Regions from separate parts of the Homo sapiens genome. Here regions 2, 3 and 4 are each linked to region 1. A link is a contact called in ENCODE Hi-C or POLR2A ChIA-PET data. All regions are on one chromosome and are shown on one strand. The core of a region is the stretch at or near the end of the contact, and the rest is flanking DNA. Distances in the headings are between cores, read along the strand shown. Region 1 holds the start of NUDT7 (nudix hydrolase 7). Region 2 holds the start of MPHOSPH6 (M-phase phosphoprotein 6). Region 3 overlaps LOC105369213 (a long non-coding RNA gene). Region 4 holds the start of ATMIN (ATM interactor).

Region 1 (3,704 bases), core at 1,205-3,704:
AAACACTGGATACTATAAATATCACAGCGATGTTTGCTTAATATCACGGTGTGTAAACACTGTATATTACAAATATCACAGCCATATTTTATTAATATCACGGTGTGTACACACTGGATATTATAAATATCATATTGATATTTCATTGAGGTCATGGTGTGTAAACACTGGATGTTGTAAATATCTGTGATATTTCATTGATGTTATGGTGCATCAACACTTGATATTACAAATATCACAGAGACATTTCATTGATATCACAGTGTGGAAACACTGGGTATTATAAATATCACAGCGATATTATATTAATATCACGGTGTGTAAACATTGTATATTACAAATATCAGCCATATTTTATTAATATCACAGTGTGTAAACACTGGATATTATAAATATCACATCGATATTTCATTGATGTCACGGTGTGTAAACACTGGATGTTGTAAATATCACAGCGATATTTCATTAATATTTCATTTCATTAATAATTTCACAAACTGCCCCACTGACCTAGGGCCAGCCACAATATTACTTTCATGGGCCCTAGCTACTTTGTTTTTGTGCACCCCTTCTTCCATAAAATAATTTTAAAGTGAATATTTTATGACTGAATTCATAAAATGACTATCATCCAAGCTGGATTCATTATTATATATTGCTTTTATTACATACCTTTTCTTCTTCTAATTTAAAAAGAAATTACAATTAAAACATTTTCACAGGTCCCTAAAATTACTGTGTGTGTCCTGTGCCTGTAAGGGAGAAGTCAGCCCTACACTGACCCCTGGATTCTCAGCTCGCACCAGGCTCCCTCACACACACTGTTCTCCAGCCCCTTTCTGCTGTCTTTGCACAAACTTTGCCCTCTTCCTTGAACACTCTCCCTTGCCTTTTTCCTCATTTATGTCCTCTATCCCGCACAGAGCATCAGAATCCCCTTACAGCACAGATCACTGGGCCTGACACCTGGCTTCTGATTCAGCAGTTGTGACATGGGCCCCAAAGTCCACCTTTTCTTTTCTTTTCTTTTCTTTTCGTCTTTTTTCTTTTCTTTTCTTTTCTCTTTTCTTTCTTTCCTTTCTTTCTTTCTTGGTTTTTGTTGTTGTTGTTGTTGTTGTTTTGTTTTGTTTTGTTTTTGAGACAGAGTTTCGCTTTTTTTTGCCCAGGCTGGAGTGCAATGGCGCGATCTCGGCCCACTGCAAACTCCGCCTCCCAGGTTCAAGCGATTCTCCTGCCTCAGCCTCCTAGTAGCTGAGATTACAGGCGCCTGCCACTGGCTAATTTTTGTTTTTTTAGTAGAGATGGGGTTTCACCATGTTGGCCAAGCTGGTCTCAAACTCCTGACCTTAGGTGATCCACCCGACTTGGCCTCCCAAAGTGCTGGGATTACAGGTGTGAGCCACAGCGCCTGGCCCAGAGTCCACATTTTTAACAGGACCAAAGTGATCCTGATTCTGCTGGTCTGAGGACCACACTTTGAGAACTACTGCTTTCAAGATGAGCTGCACTTCTATTTCCTCTACCAAGCCTCTTCTGTCTCCTAATTGGGTCACATTTCTCCTTCACACGCTCTAGAAGGACCAAAGGCCACTGCTTTATCAGTGTGATTTTTTTTTTTTTTTTTTTTTGCATTAAAAACTTCTTATCTTCTTCTTCTTATTTTTGAGACGGTCTACCTCTGTCAGGCTGGAGTGCAGTGGTGCTATCACGGCTCACTGCAGCTTCGACCTCCTGGGCTCAAGCGATCCTCCCACCTCAGCCTCTTGAGTAGCTGGGACCACAGGTGTGTGCCACCACGCCTGGCTAATTTTTTATTTTTATTTTGTAGAGATGGGGTTTCGCCATGTTGCCCAGGCTGGGCTCGAACTCCTGGATTCAAGTGATCCTCCCCTCTTGGCCTCCCAAAGTGTTGGAATTACAAGCATATGCCACTGCATCCAGCCCTGTGTGATTAATTTATGTTTCTACCATTTGACTGTGAGCTCCACGTGTCTTTTCGCTAGCTGTGGGATCTGCACCCAGTGCATACAGGTGGTCGGTGAACAGGTGCTGACAGCAGTTCCAAAAAGTTGAATGAATCACCTTAACCTTCCAGCAACAGCGAATGCGAGTGTAAAATATTATCACCTCACCAACACTGTATTTTTTTTTTTTTTAACTCTTCCAGCTCTAAATTCCACAACTCCTCCTATACCTCTTGCTTCCATAGAAGCCCAAGGAGCCCGGCAGAAACTGCTTTGAGCAACCAGGAACACCCGGCCCTAAGTCCCGCCCCGCGCCTCTCCCCACCTCAAGTCCCGCCTCTGGCTATAAGCCCCGCCCCGCCCCGATCCCGGCCTCCGATCCCAGATCTCGCACCGCCCCGCCCCCTGTCTCCGCCCCAGACACCACCCCGCCTCGTGCTCTAAGCCCCGCCCCTCTCTCTGGCTTTAGGCCGCTCCCAAGCCCAGAGCTGCTCTGCGCAAGCGCGACCGACCGAGCAGCTCCGAGGAGTCCGCCCGGAAACAAACATTCCCCAGGGCAATGTCACGACTTGGTCTTCCCGAGGAGCCAGTCAGGTAAAGGCTTTCCGGGCCCTGGCACCCCGAGCTTGGTCAGGCCCGGCCTTGATCGTAGCGGAGGCCACCGGGGCCTTTTGGCCGGGACTGATTTTGCAGCTCCCGCCAGTCCACCTGCGAGCGCCGGATGGGGGAGCACTCGCCTCCAGCAACCCGCAGGGTCCCCGAACCTTTGCACTGCTCTGGCCAGGAACAGAGCCGGCTTAAGCCAGTATGGTTTACATACACGCTGCTCCCCTTCCCAGCCGGCTTGGCTGTTCTGCAATCCGCGTCTCCAGAGTTGGACCCCAGGACCCCCGACAGTGGCACAGACCCGCAGCAGGCAGCCCCGGATTCAAGTCCCCCGGTGGCTACTTTCAGTTGTGACCTTGGGTCTGTCAGTTTCGTAAACTCTCTGAGCCTGGAGGTGACCCTGTGATCACTTGCCGGGCTGTTGTGAGGATAAAATGAGAAACGTCAAAATTGAGACCATGCTCAGAACGGGGTGGCTGCTACTGCTGTTGATACCTTGGTGATTATTCCAGCGGCCAGCCCCTAAAGTGGACAGATAACGTTTTTGCAGCCTTTTACTTTGGCTGGTTTGTCTGGTCAGTTCTGTGGTTTCCGGGTGGTTAAAAGCCACCAGCCCACAGTTTCCTTTTCTGGAGGCTGGCCTGCGTGCATCCAGATGCACTGTGCAATCCCTGTGCCAGCATTCACTGATTTTTTTCAGGCCATTTGGTCTTTGAAATACACTGCCGTTACCCAACCACATCTGGTGAGCACCCTGCCACCTAGAAAGAGGCAAAAAATAGCAAATACCTCCTGCAAACAACTGCTTATCTAATGATGGGGAGATTTATGACAGTGGTTACCATTCCCTGAGCACCAGCTGTGTGCCAGCCACAGTATATGAACTGCATCATTTAATCTTCTTAAATATCCTCAAGCCTGACACAAATGAAGATGAAACTCAGAGAAGTCATTTGTATACACTTTTTTTTTTTTTTTTTTGAGACAGAGTCTCACTCTGCCGCCCTGGCTACAGTGCAGTAGGCAATCTCGGCTCACTGCAGCCTCTGCCTCCTGGGTTCAAGCGATTCTCCTGCCTCAACCTTCTGAGTAGCTGGGATTACAGGCATGTGCCACGATGCCCGGCTAATTTTT
Region 2 (3,704 bases), core at 654-3,153, 4.4 Mb after region 1:
AAGATTCAAATTTTGCTAATATGCATGAAAGTGCTTGACAAACTCTAAGTTATGCTGCAATTTGTCCTCCACCCTCATTCACCCATTCATCCCTAACTCCATCCTAGCTCAACTCCATTCAAATCTTGCCCATATAATGTTTACTCTCTCTCTTTTTTTTTTTTTTTTGAGACAGGGTCTCCCTGTGTCACCAAGGCTGGAGTGCAGTGGCGCCATCTCAGCTCACTGCAGCCTTGATCTCCCAAGCTCAAGTGATCCTCCCACCTCAGCCTCCCAAGTAGCTGGGACTAAAGGTGCGTGCCACTAGGCCTGGCTAATATTTTGTATTTTTTGTAGAGATGGGGTTTCACCATGTTGCCCAGGATGGTCTCAAACACCTGGGCTTAAGCGATTTGTCTACCTCAGCCTCTCAAAGTGCTGGGACTACAGGCATGAGCCACTGCGAATGGCCTATCTTTCAAAACATTATGAATGCTTCCTTCCCTCTTTTGGAAATTCCACCTCTTTAAACATGACATGTAACAGTTTGCTACTCTCTAGAAGTAGTGCTTAGTGACAGGCATCACAGAGTACAGAGTAGTAATAAAGAGCCAGGGTTCTGGAGCCAGACTGCCTGAATTCCCGTCCTGTCTACACTACTTATTAGCTGTGTAACTTTGGGTAAATTACTTATTTCTGTTTCAGTTGCCTTAGCTGTAAGAAGAGAGTTACTGCCTGTAGTCACCTCAAAGTGTCATTATGTGAATTGCATAGGTTAATATACGCAAACCACTTCAATCATTGTCTAGTACTATAAATATTTGCCATTTTCTTGATACTGTTCCCCGTTTCAATAGCTTTCCATTGCTCACAAAATAAAGGAAAATATCTTTAATCTGGCCTCAAATTCCCTGCACGTTGTGACCATTGCCTACTCTGCAACCCCATTTCTTAGTACTTGCCTTCCAGACATACTGAATTGTCTCTAATTCTTGGAAATTTCCATGGTTTTCTTTTTCTTTCTTGCCTCTCAGACTTCTGAACTCAGTTTCTCCTAGTTTAGGACGCTGTGCCTTCCACCCTCCCAGTAACCTAGAGACTACCCTGCGAGACTCACCCTCTTCTCCCTGGAAGAAGAGGGAGTTCTGCCAGCAGACTGTCTTTGGACTTGGACTGAGTACTTCTCTGGGTCTCCAGCCTACTGGCCCACCCTGCAGATTTTAGACTTGCATCTCCACAGTCGTGTGATCCAGTTTTAAAAATACCCCCTCTCTCCATACACATATATACACATATACATCTTGTTGATTCTGTTTCTCTGAAGAACTCTACTAAAAGAAGTATTATCAAAATTAAAAAGGAGCTTGAACTCATGTAGCCTAATGCTCTTCTTTTTAAAGATGAGGAAAAGAGATATTCAGAGAAAGAAGTGAATTTACCTAAATTACCCAGCTAAGGAGTTACACTTCCCATATATCATATTTATTGCATATATAAGTAAGCAACAACTTCTCGAGAAGCTCGGTGAGTCCCCAAGGTCCCCAGCGCTTCTACCCTCACTGCACTGGGTAAGCTGTACCCTGACTGCTTCTGTGTACTCAAGCTCCCATCCGCCCGCGGGCCTCCTGAGAGAGTCGGCCTAATTCGTAAGCTGGTTCCCAGTAAACAGTGCAGAGCAGGCGCTAAGTGAATGAATGAGCACGAGAGCTGGAAGCCCTCTGAGGCCTCTCTGGTGTCCCTTGTCCGCCCGCCGCCTCGGCCCCGGCCAGGTTGGAAGGACCGGGTGCCCCTACCGCCCGGAGTGGCGCTCTCAGCGTCCCCGCACCTTCATGCGCAGTAGATTCTTGGACAACCTTGTCTTTCGCTCGGCCGCCATGGTAGCTTCCGCCCAGCGCCGCACTCCGGCCGCGAGCCTCACCGCACATGCGCGGAGCCGCGTGCGCAGCTGCGTCCCTCGCGTAGTGCGCGCCGCCCCGCCCCGCCCCTCCCCTGTGTCTTGCGCGCGGGCGCGGCCACTCAGCGGGCGCTCTGCTGACTGAGAGGCTCGGGTAAGCTCGCGGGGTGGCGGGCGCGGGGATGAGCGCGGCAGACCGCAAAAAAGCCGAAGTCAGAGGACGACCCAGAACTTGGCTTCCCCGAGCCGCGGGTCGCCTTCCCGGGACGTCGGCCTGGCCCCCTCGGAGGCCCATCCTCCCTCGGGGACTCCCTTCCTCAGGGACCCCCTCCACACTCAGTAGTCCTCGCCAGCCTCAGAGAGGTTTCCGCCACGCCTGCCACCCGCCTGGGCCGTGTTACCCACGTGTTTTGTCTTCATAACGTGGGTGGCGGGCTCCCTTTGTTCTGGGTCGCTTTGCAGGGTCCAGGTCGTTTTCTCTTCACCAGGACCCCACGAGTTGCTGCTTTCCTCACAGCAGCCCGGAGTCCCGGGGGAGCGCGGCGGGGGCCGCCCCAGGCAGGCTGGCTTCATTCCCAGGCTGCTGCCGATGCGTGTCTGGCCGAGTGATCTCTGCTAAACAGAAGAATCTCAAGAAATGGCAAGGGATGGAGGCAGGGATGGGTGCCAAAGACACATGAATGAGAACAAAGCCTGGTTTTGATCCAAAGAATTGAAAAGACCATAGCGAGGGGCAACATAGGGAGACCCCACCTCTACAAAAAAAAAAAAAAAAAAAAAAAAAAAAAAAATATATATATATATATATATATATATACACAAAAAATATACAAAATATACATACAAAAAATATATACAAAATATACAAAAAATGTACAAAAGATACAACAAAAATAGCTGGGTGTGGTGGCACGGATCTGTGGTCTCCACTACTTGGGAGGCTGAGGCTGGAGAATCACTGGAACCCGGGACGTCGAGGCTGCAGTGAGCTGACATCCCGCCACTGGACTCCAGTCTGGGCTACAGAGTGAGGCTTTGTCTCAAAAACAAAACAACAAAACAAAAAAGAATTTAAAAAACCACTGAAAATAGGGTAGCGTTCCTACCCTGGTGTTTAATGCTCTGGGTACCACCTAAACACGTTTTCGAAAACCATTCCCAGGTCCGACGCTTTGGAACACCCTCAAGCTAATAGCATCTCGGCTGATACCATGAGTTCTACGTCAGATTGTTGACCTGGTCACCTTAGGGCTAATTAGTTCACTTAATCCCCATAAGAACCGGAAAGAAGGTATTGTCATCGTGTTGTTAAGGATTCTGAGACACAGAGTGGGTAACGCACTTGGTGTTCACACAGCTAATCCATGTTAGAGCTGAAATTCAAACACCGATTTGGATGTTAAAAGCCCTTTAGGTTTTCCCAGGGGTAAATAAAATCATTGTAATGTACCAAGTGGCTACAGAATCTCATTCACTTGTGACTGTGTGTGAGATGCCGGGGGTATAATAGCGTGTAAAAACACATATCCCCACCTTTCCTGAAGCTGATATTCTGGACGTAAGTAAGTGGCGACTGCTATGAAAGAGAGAAAACAGTGATGTGACAGAGTAACGCTTAGGGTTACTTTAGACCAGGTGGTTTGGAACGGCCCTTGTCAGATGATGGTGCTAAGGCTTGAAAGTTGAGAAAAACGTGTTTTATGAAGAGTTGGAGGTAGAGTGTGCTCAGAAGACAGCATCAACTGTAAAGGTCCTCAGATATGAACAAGACAAAGTCCGTGTTAAAAGTTTTACAAGTGGAAACAGTAGAGGTTAATCATAAGCCACATTG
Region 3 (3,704 bases), core at 402-2,901, 4.0 Mb after region 1:
CCTCAGCCTCTTGAGTAGCTGGGTCTACAGGCATGGGTCACCATACCCAGCTAATTTTTTTTTTACAGGCAAAGTCTCACTATGTTGCCCAGGCTGATCTTGAACTCCTGGACTCAAACAATTCTTCCGCCTCAGCCTCCCAAAGTGCTGGGATTACAGACATGAGCTACTGCTCCCAGCCCAGGAATTGGAATTTTTTAGGGCATCTGGAGAGGTGAAAAAGGGGGCCAACAGGCTGGATGCTGCAGGAAGGAAGGGGAAAGGAAGAAGGGTTGGTTTTTCTGGATTCAAAGTGTCTCATCTTAACTCCAACCCTGGACTTTAAAAATAATGTTATGCAGTGGAACCTTTTTCCTGTTGATTCCATAAACATTCAGCAAAGAATATAAGATGATTAAGTGCTGGTTGTAAATGACCTCCAGCAACGGGGCTGGGTTTTGCATCCAGGTCACTGCAGGGCTGAACTAGAAAAGGTTGTGTTGGGTAACCCAGCCCAAGATTCAATCTTAATCGGTCTAAGCCAGTGGTGGCATTCCTAGCCTCCCTCCCACTGATTGGCCGGGAAGGGCATATGACCTAGTGCTGACCCATGAGAGGTAAGGAGAGTTGCCGGAAGCCTTCTTGGATGACCTGTGGCCACAGGAACCTCTCTTTTCTGTAAGTTGCAATATCCCTTAGGGTAGTCACTGAAAATCTTCATGTTTGACCATCCTCTGCCTTTCCCAAGTTGAATTTTGCTCAGTTTCATCCAAACAACGACTATAACTCAGGGTTGCATTCAACATATTTAACAACCGAGATAACATGGACCCTGACTAACTAATAGCCACTGGCCACAGACTGCAGGCCATATGGTAATTACCAGCTGGATGTCAACCCCAAGTCTGCTCCCTATTATGGGCTGCATGTAGTTGGCTCCTGGGGATACAGAGATAAATTATGTGGATTTACTGTTCTCAAGGTGGGCAGTCTGGTAGCTTCTGTAAGAAAAAGTAGGTTAGGTCTAGAATGCCAATGTTTCGCATTTTCCCTGTAAATCTCAGGTTCTGACCTTGGCTGACATTAGGGTCAGGGGGGAGCTTGGCCCAGGCTGATTCAGCAGATCTGGAGGGGCATGGGCATGTATGTTTAAACAAAGTCCCAGTTGGGAACCTCTGCTTTCAGCTATCCATTCAGAGGCCGAGTTCAGCGGCCAGACGTTATTCCTGAGCCTCCTGGCTGTCATACAGCGAACGACCTGACTCTCTGTAGGGGCGAGACTAGCCCATTCAGAGGTGCGTCCTTCCTTTTTCTTTAGAAGGGAGCAAGTGTGTAAAGGAGGAAGAACAAGGGTGCACTTCTGGGGACAACATAATGTCACAGAACCAGGGAAGGAATTTCATGGCCCCTAGAAAACTCAATAGGCAAGAGGATGCCATAGTCGAATGGAACCTCTATTAACCCCAAAGTCAGACAGGACCAGCCCATGGGTGCTCAGGGCACTGTGGCACAAACAAGGCCGGCCTGCTGGATAAAGGGAGGTAGAAACGCTTTCAGCCCTCCCCGGTGCTTCCCGGTTTATAACTTCATCTACTCGTGACACGTGGGGGTCCGCCGCCGCCACTGGCAGGGTGCCTTGAGTGCTTGAGTTTTCGCCCCCAGCACAGGTGGAGAACCCAACTCCCAGAAAACATCTGGGGCGGAAACGGAAGCATGGCCGCAGCGGTGAACGCACTGCATTCTGGGAAATGTAGTCGAAACGGCCGCTGGGGCAGAGTGAGCACCCACAGTGGTGCCTTCTGGGGAGGGTCGTTTTCACGTAGTCCAAGAGCCAGGGGTGGGAACCGCGGGGCTCTCACCCCAGCGCCGGGAGGGGATGAACAACTTTTGGATTTTGAATTTAAGTGTAGGATTTCGTTTTGTCAATCTCCAACCCTAACACCCAAGGAGGCAGAGAATAAGAGCAATATACACTTCTGTGATGCCATTCATGTCTGCATTGATTATTTCTCCGTCGAACTTGAGTAAACAGGCAGTTTAACCTCCCAAGCATCTGTAAAGTGGGCATATTAATAATTCCCACTTCTCAGGCTTGATAACGTCAATCAGGTAACTGGTACAGTGCCTGACACACCTTCATTGCCCTCTTCTCTTGGAACCAGTGGAGCCTACAAAGCAAACAGATGTGCTTTGTAACCAGGAGTATGAATTCTGCTCCAGGAGAGCACGGGGGACTTTGTCATATTTTGGGAGTTGTAATTTCATTAAATTCCAGCCAAAATTCATAGGCAAAAACTTAAGGAAATCTTGTCACATAAAGGGATTCAGCAAAGGTACACCAACCACCTTGCTAGCCAGGACACAGTGAGATGAAAGTTAAAAGCATATGACAAGCTTCTGGGTCAAGCATTCTCAAACAGTACTAGCGATAGTATTAATGGGTTTATCCTCTATAAAGAGTAATTTGGCAATAGCTTTCAAAATTACAAAGGCATATATGTGCAGCTTCAGTGATTCCCCCTCTAGGAATTTCTCCTGCAGACATACTCCAAGATTTTCAAAATGACAAAAGTTTAAGAATATTAATGGGACTGGGCGCGGTGGCTCACACCTGTAAGCCCAGCACTTTGGGAGGCTGAGGCGGGCAGATCACTTGAGGTTAGGTGTTTGAGACCAGCCTGGCCAACATGTTGAAACCCCATCTTTACTAAAAATACAGAAACTAGCCTGGCGTGATGGTGGGTGCCTGTAGTCCCAGCTACACGGGACACTGAGGCACAAGAATTCCTTGAACCCGGGAGGTGGAGGTTGCAGTGAGGTGAGATTGTGCCCCTGCACTCCAGCCTGGGCGACAGAGGAAGACTCTGTCTGAAATAATAATAATATTATTAATGGTAGTATTGTTTTTTAAATAAATGATTGGAAGTCATCTACACATCTGTGGATAGAGGATGAGTTACATCAATTGTGATGTATCCATATACTGGAATACCATGCAGCCATTTAAAATAATAAGGTGCAACATCATCTATATAATATTCTTGCAAAAAAATGTTTAACCTAAATCTATTATGAGGAAAGAAACAGAAATTCAAGTTAAGAGAGATTTGCAAAATGCCTGGACACTCAAAAATGTCAGTGTCATAAAAGACAATATGGACTGGCGGACTGTTTTAGATTACAGTAGACTAGAGACATGACTGTTAAATGAATGACTTTTTTTCTTTCCATTTTTTTTTGAGATGGAATCACCCAGGCTGGAGTGCAGTAGCGTGATCTTGGGTCACTGCAACCTCTGCGTCCCAGGTTCAAGTGATTCTCCTGCCTCGGCCTCCCAAGTAGCTGGGATTACAGGCACCTGCAAGCACACTCAGCTAATTTTTGTATTTTTAGTAGAAACAGGGTGGCCCCATATTGGCCAGGCTGGTCTTGAACTCCTGACCTCAGATGATCCGCCCACCTCGACCTCCCAAAGTGCTGGGATTGCAAGCCTGCGCCACCGCACCCGGCCAAGGCCCTTAGTTTGAGATAGCCTGGCCAACATGGTGAAACTCCATCTCTACTAAAAATACAAAATTTAGCTGGGCTTGGTGGCACATGCGTATAATCCCAGCTACTCAGGAGGCTGAGGCATGAGAATTGCTTGAACCTGGAAGGTGGAAGTTGCAGTAAGTCGAGATGGTGCCACTGTACTCTAGCCTGGGTGACAGAGTGAGACTTTGTCT
Region 4 (3,704 bases), core at 604-3,103, 3.3 Mb after region 1:
TCAGACCCCATAGGTTAAGGGCTCAGTCCCACAAAACTGCCACCCACTTCTGAGGCCAGTTGCCAGCCCCAGGTTGTTTCACCTGCGCTTCTGACTAACCAGCTATAAATTGCATTTCCCACAACCCTCTCTTCATGTTCAATTAATTTGCTAGGGCAGCTCACAGAACTCAGGAAGACACATAGACTGACTTCTTACAAGGGATGTTACAAAGGATTCAGATGAAAAGATGCATAGGGCAAGAGCTTCCACGCATGCCCTCTTTGAGTGCGCCTCCCTCCAGGAAACTCCATGCATTCAGCTATCTGGAAGTTCTCCAAACCCATTTCTTTTGGGATTTTATGGAGGCTTCATTACCTAGGAATGATTGATCAGCTTAAGCTTCAGCCCCTGTCTCCTCCCCAGAGGTTGAGGGGGAGGGCTGAAAGTCTCAAGCCTCTAATCCTACCTTGGTCTTTCCAGTGACCAGTCCCATCCTAAAGCTACCTAGGGACTGTGAGTCATCAGTCAACTAATTAGCATACAAAAAAACACCAATTTGCTGATTCCAAGGATTTTAGGAATTGCATGCCAGGACAAAGACCAAATATATACTTCACATTATCACAGTTATCTTGCAAGGCAAAGGGACTTGGCAGTTGGAGAAATTATCCTGGATGATTTGAATGGGCCCAATGTCATCACAGGGGGCCTCAAGAATAGAAGAATCAGAGGGATCACTACTGAAGAAATCAGAGTGATGTGATGTGACGAAGACTCAACTCACCGTTACTGATTCTGGAGATGGAGGAAGGGTCCGCAAGCCAAGGAATGTAGGCAACCTCTAGAAGCTGGGAAAGGCAAGTGAACAGATTCTCCCCTGGAGCCTTGGGAAGGAATACAGCCCTGCTGACACCTTGATCTTAGCCCAGCAGTCTCATTTCTTTTGACCTCCAGAGCTGGAAGATAATAAATTTGTGTTAAGGCAGTAAGTTTGTGGTAATTTATTAATAGCAAGAGAAAACGAATATAGCTGCTAGTATGTAAAAGGTGGAAATTTTCACATAAAACTCTAGCCATACCAAAGATGAGTAGCAGCTGCCCCCTTTTAATAAAGGATGTGTTTCCAATTTCACTGCAGTCCTCACCCCTCCCTTTTGTCTACCCCAGCCTCCTATGTCCATTTACATGAACTACCCAGTCTAAGTATTAAGTTTTGTAATCGTATACTGAACTGCAGTGTCTCCCAAACAGTAATCCTAATTTCAGCAGCTAAAATAGAAGCAAGCAAATCCAGCCTTCTTAAAATGATTAATCCTATCAATAATAACAATCTTTTCATTTGTATAGTGTGGTCTAGGTCAAGTTACTTAATTTATATAAGCCTAAATGTCCTTCTCTGCACAAGGTGGGGCAAGTTACAGTACATACCCGCTACAGTCGTTTTGAAGACAAAATGAGACACAGCATGAAAAGTGCATCCACCAGACCCACCTGGTACCCAGTAAGGCCTAGGTAATAAACAACGGCGGAAATCAGTGTACTTCTGCCTCACCTGCCACTAGACATTTGGGTTGTTTCTAATCTTTGGGAAGTAAACGCATTGCTCAACGTATTGCTTTTTCTTTTATGTGACTACTGCCTGAAGTCACTTTCCTAGGAAGAATGGATCGATTAGAGAGGCGGGGCAATACCTTTTACCTGCTGGCAGGTGAAATTTCGCCTCCTGGCGGCGTCACCTAAAGTCCTCTCCCTCCAAGGCGCGCCCTCCGCGGCCGGCAGGGGGCGCCGCGGCCGCCTGGGCCCGCCGGATGCTAACAAGCCTGGCGGCCTCGCCCCCTGCCGGAAGTGGCTGCGGCGGGGGCGGGGCCTACGAACTGGGCCGGGCGGCCGTGCGGGAGCCATGGCGGCCTCGGAGGCGGCGGCGGCGGCGGGGTCCGCGGCTCTGGCGGCGGGTGCCCGGGCCGTCCCGGCGGCCACGACAGGAGCCGCCGCCGCCGCCTCGGGCCCGTGGGTGCCCCCGGGACCCCGACTGAGGGGCAGCCGGCCGCGGCCCGCGGGGGCGACGCAGCAGCCCGCTGTCCCCGCGCCGCCGGCGGGGGAGCTGATCCAGCCGTCGGTGAGCGAGCTGTCCCGGGCCGTGCGGACCAACATCCTGTGCACCGTGCGCGGCTGCGGCAAGATCCTGCCCAACAGCCCCGCGCTCAACATGCACCTAGTCAAGAGCCACCGCCTGCAGGTGAGCCCGACGCGGCCGGCGGCCCGGGGGGCCGGGCCTGGCTCCAACAAAGCGCCCGGCGCCGGCGCGCGAAGCCGGCCTCGGGGGGACGAGCGCCCTGCGCGCTGCCGCTGCCGCTGCCCCACCGGCCTCTGCCCTCCCCGGCCGGAGGCGGCTCTCGAACCCTCGCGGCAGGCGCCGCAGGTGCGGCCTCTGGGGGGGAGGAGGAGCTGGGAGCCCCGGGTCCGCCGTACGCGCCAGTTCCCTGGTTCCCTGGCTCCCTGGCCCCGAGTGTCGTGCCGGACGCCGGCCCAGGCTTTTTACACTTTTTTGCCTGTGAGTTCTTAACGGCGTTTTGGCGAGGGACGCATCGTCTCCATTATATTAATGAGAAACAGATTATGCAACCTAGATGATGCGGGGCTTTAAACCGGGGCCTCTGGTTCTAAAGCCCTGTGCTTGCCACGACACCCACAATGCCGCCCTTGGGTCCTGCCCAGTGGACTGTATGTGCCACAATAACTAGAAGAGAGGGTTTTAAATGTTCTCACCACCAAGAGACAATACGTTTGAGGTCGAGGACATGTTAAACACTCTGACTTGATCACTATGCAATGTATATGTCCATCCATGCTGCACACCGCACCCCATCAGTAGGAATAATTACTGTGTGTCGATTATGAATAAAAAAATGTTTTAAAGGAGCGGTAGGTTTGCCTCTAAACACCATCAGTCAGTTTCACGGTGTTGGTAAGATCAGCTCAGGACTGAGACCTAAGGGAAATTGCCCCTGTGGCTCTTCTTTAAGAGGGGGACACAGTAAATACACCATGACAATAGTCTCAACAACCCTCCACGTTATGCAAAACAGGGCAGTCATTTTCAACCTTGGGACACATCTGTGACAAGCTTATTAAAAATCCAGATGTCCAGCCCCACCCCGGACCTGTTAAGTCACAATCTCTCAGTCATTACAATGGCAAGTTTCCTTCCACCACTCTAGGCCAGCAGTGACATAATTCAAAAGCGCAAGTCATTGAAAGCAGTTCTGCGAATATGTAGCTTTTGATGATCAGGAGTAAATTTAGAGTACCCAGAATATTGCATGTTCTGTCTGCCCATAGTCAGGCTTCTGATAAGAATTTCACAGCAGAAAACTCTGAGGTTGTAGTCTCTAGTAGGACAGATGTGTCGCCAATGAAGAGTGATCTGCTCTTACCACCATCTAAACCGGGATGCAACAACGTTCTCAATTGAAGATCAGGGAGCCAGTCAGGAAATGTACCTGAGGTATGCTGAGGAAGACCGTGCAGGTGGGGCCGAATTGTTGGACTGAAAAGCTCTGGGTTTCTTTCAGCACTCAAGTGTAACTCTGGGAATGGCTTTCAACCTGTTGTTTTGTTTTCATACTAAATTTTAACTAAATCCTTTTCTTCCCTATTGTTTTTGTGTTTTTTTGTTTGTTTTTGAGACAGAGTCTCACTCCATCACCCAGGCTGGAGCGCAG

Evidence for each region. Hi-C counts contacts between places; a loop is a spot of excess contacts on that map. ChIA-PET counts read pairs that join two places held with the same protein, here RNA polymerase II (POLR2A). Pooled maps may share reads with other maps.
Region 2: a loop to region 1 is called in a map of B cell, with 30 times the contacts of the local background. The contact joins the promoter of MPHOSPH6 here to the promoter of NUDT7 in region 1. A Hi-C loop is called at or near these places in 2 of 168 maps with a recorded cell type or tissue (B cell and naive thymus-derived CD4-positive, alpha-beta T cell), 1 of 37 single-sample maps with no recorded cell type and 7 of 50 pooled maps.
Region 3: a loop to region 1 is called in a map of CD8-positive, alpha-beta T cell, with 31 times the contacts of the local background. The contact joins the enhancer-like site here to the promoter of NUDT7 in region 1. A Hi-C loop is called at or near these places in 2 of 168 maps with a recorded cell type or tissue (CD4-positive, alpha-beta T cell and CD8-positive, alpha-beta T cell) and 7 of 50 pooled maps.
Region 4: a map of CD4-positive, alpha-beta T cell shows a loop between it and region 1 (7-fold over the local background). The contact joins the promoter of ATMIN here to the promoter of NUDT7 in region 1. A Hi-C loop is called at or near these places in 1 of 168 maps with a recorded cell type or tissue (CD4-positive, alpha-beta T cell) and 5 of 50 pooled maps. POLR2A ChIA-PET finds 5 or more read pairs at or near these places in 1 of 52 experiments (BJ).

What each region holds. Positions count from the first base shown.
Region 1 is chr16:77,720,060-77,723,763 of GRCh38, forward strand. It overlaps NUDT7 (nudix hydrolase 7), which reads left to right and starts at 2,455. Exons shown (of 4, transcript NM_001105663.3): 1 at 2,455-2,558. The coding sequence starts at 2,524. RefSeq lists an enhancer at 2,293-2,587 and a silencer at 2,301-2,430.
Region 2 is chr16:82,168,321-82,172,024 of GRCh38, forward strand. It overlaps MPHOSPH6 (M-phase phosphoprotein 6), which reads right to left and starts at 1,904. Exons shown (of 5, transcript NM_005792.2): 1 at 1,805-1,904. The coding sequence starts at 1,855. RefSeq lists an enhancer at 1,761-1,905, a cis regulatory region at 1,833 and a silencer at 1,880-2,039.
Region 3 is chr16:81,744,685-81,748,388 of GRCh38, forward strand. The region is part of intron 2 of LOC105369213 (a long non-coding RNA gene); the gene reads left to right. It also overlaps a transcript of PLCG2 not described here. Among named protein-coding and RNA genes, the nearest start is that of PLCG2, 33 kb to the right of the region's middle. RefSeq lists enhancers at 868-1,487, 1,377-1,826 and a silencer at 2,450-2,642. Within about 2 kb of position 1,652, at least 13 of the 41 ENCODE cell types and tissues checked have a DNase peak (open chromatin) inside an H3K27ac peak, as active enhancers do; they include CD8-positive, alpha-beta T cell, where a contact is called at or near this core.
Region 4 is chr16:81,033,989-81,037,692 of GRCh38, forward strand. ATMIN (ATM interactor) reads left to right here and starts at 1,854. Exons shown (of 4, transcript NM_015251.3): 1 at 1,854-2,218. The coding sequence starts at 1,883. It overlaps CENPN-AS1 (CENPN antisense RNA 1), which reads right to left. Exons shown (of 4, transcript XR_007065134.1): 1 at 2,749-3,704; 2 at 767-938. RefSeq lists silencers at 1,674-1,963, 2,174-2,523.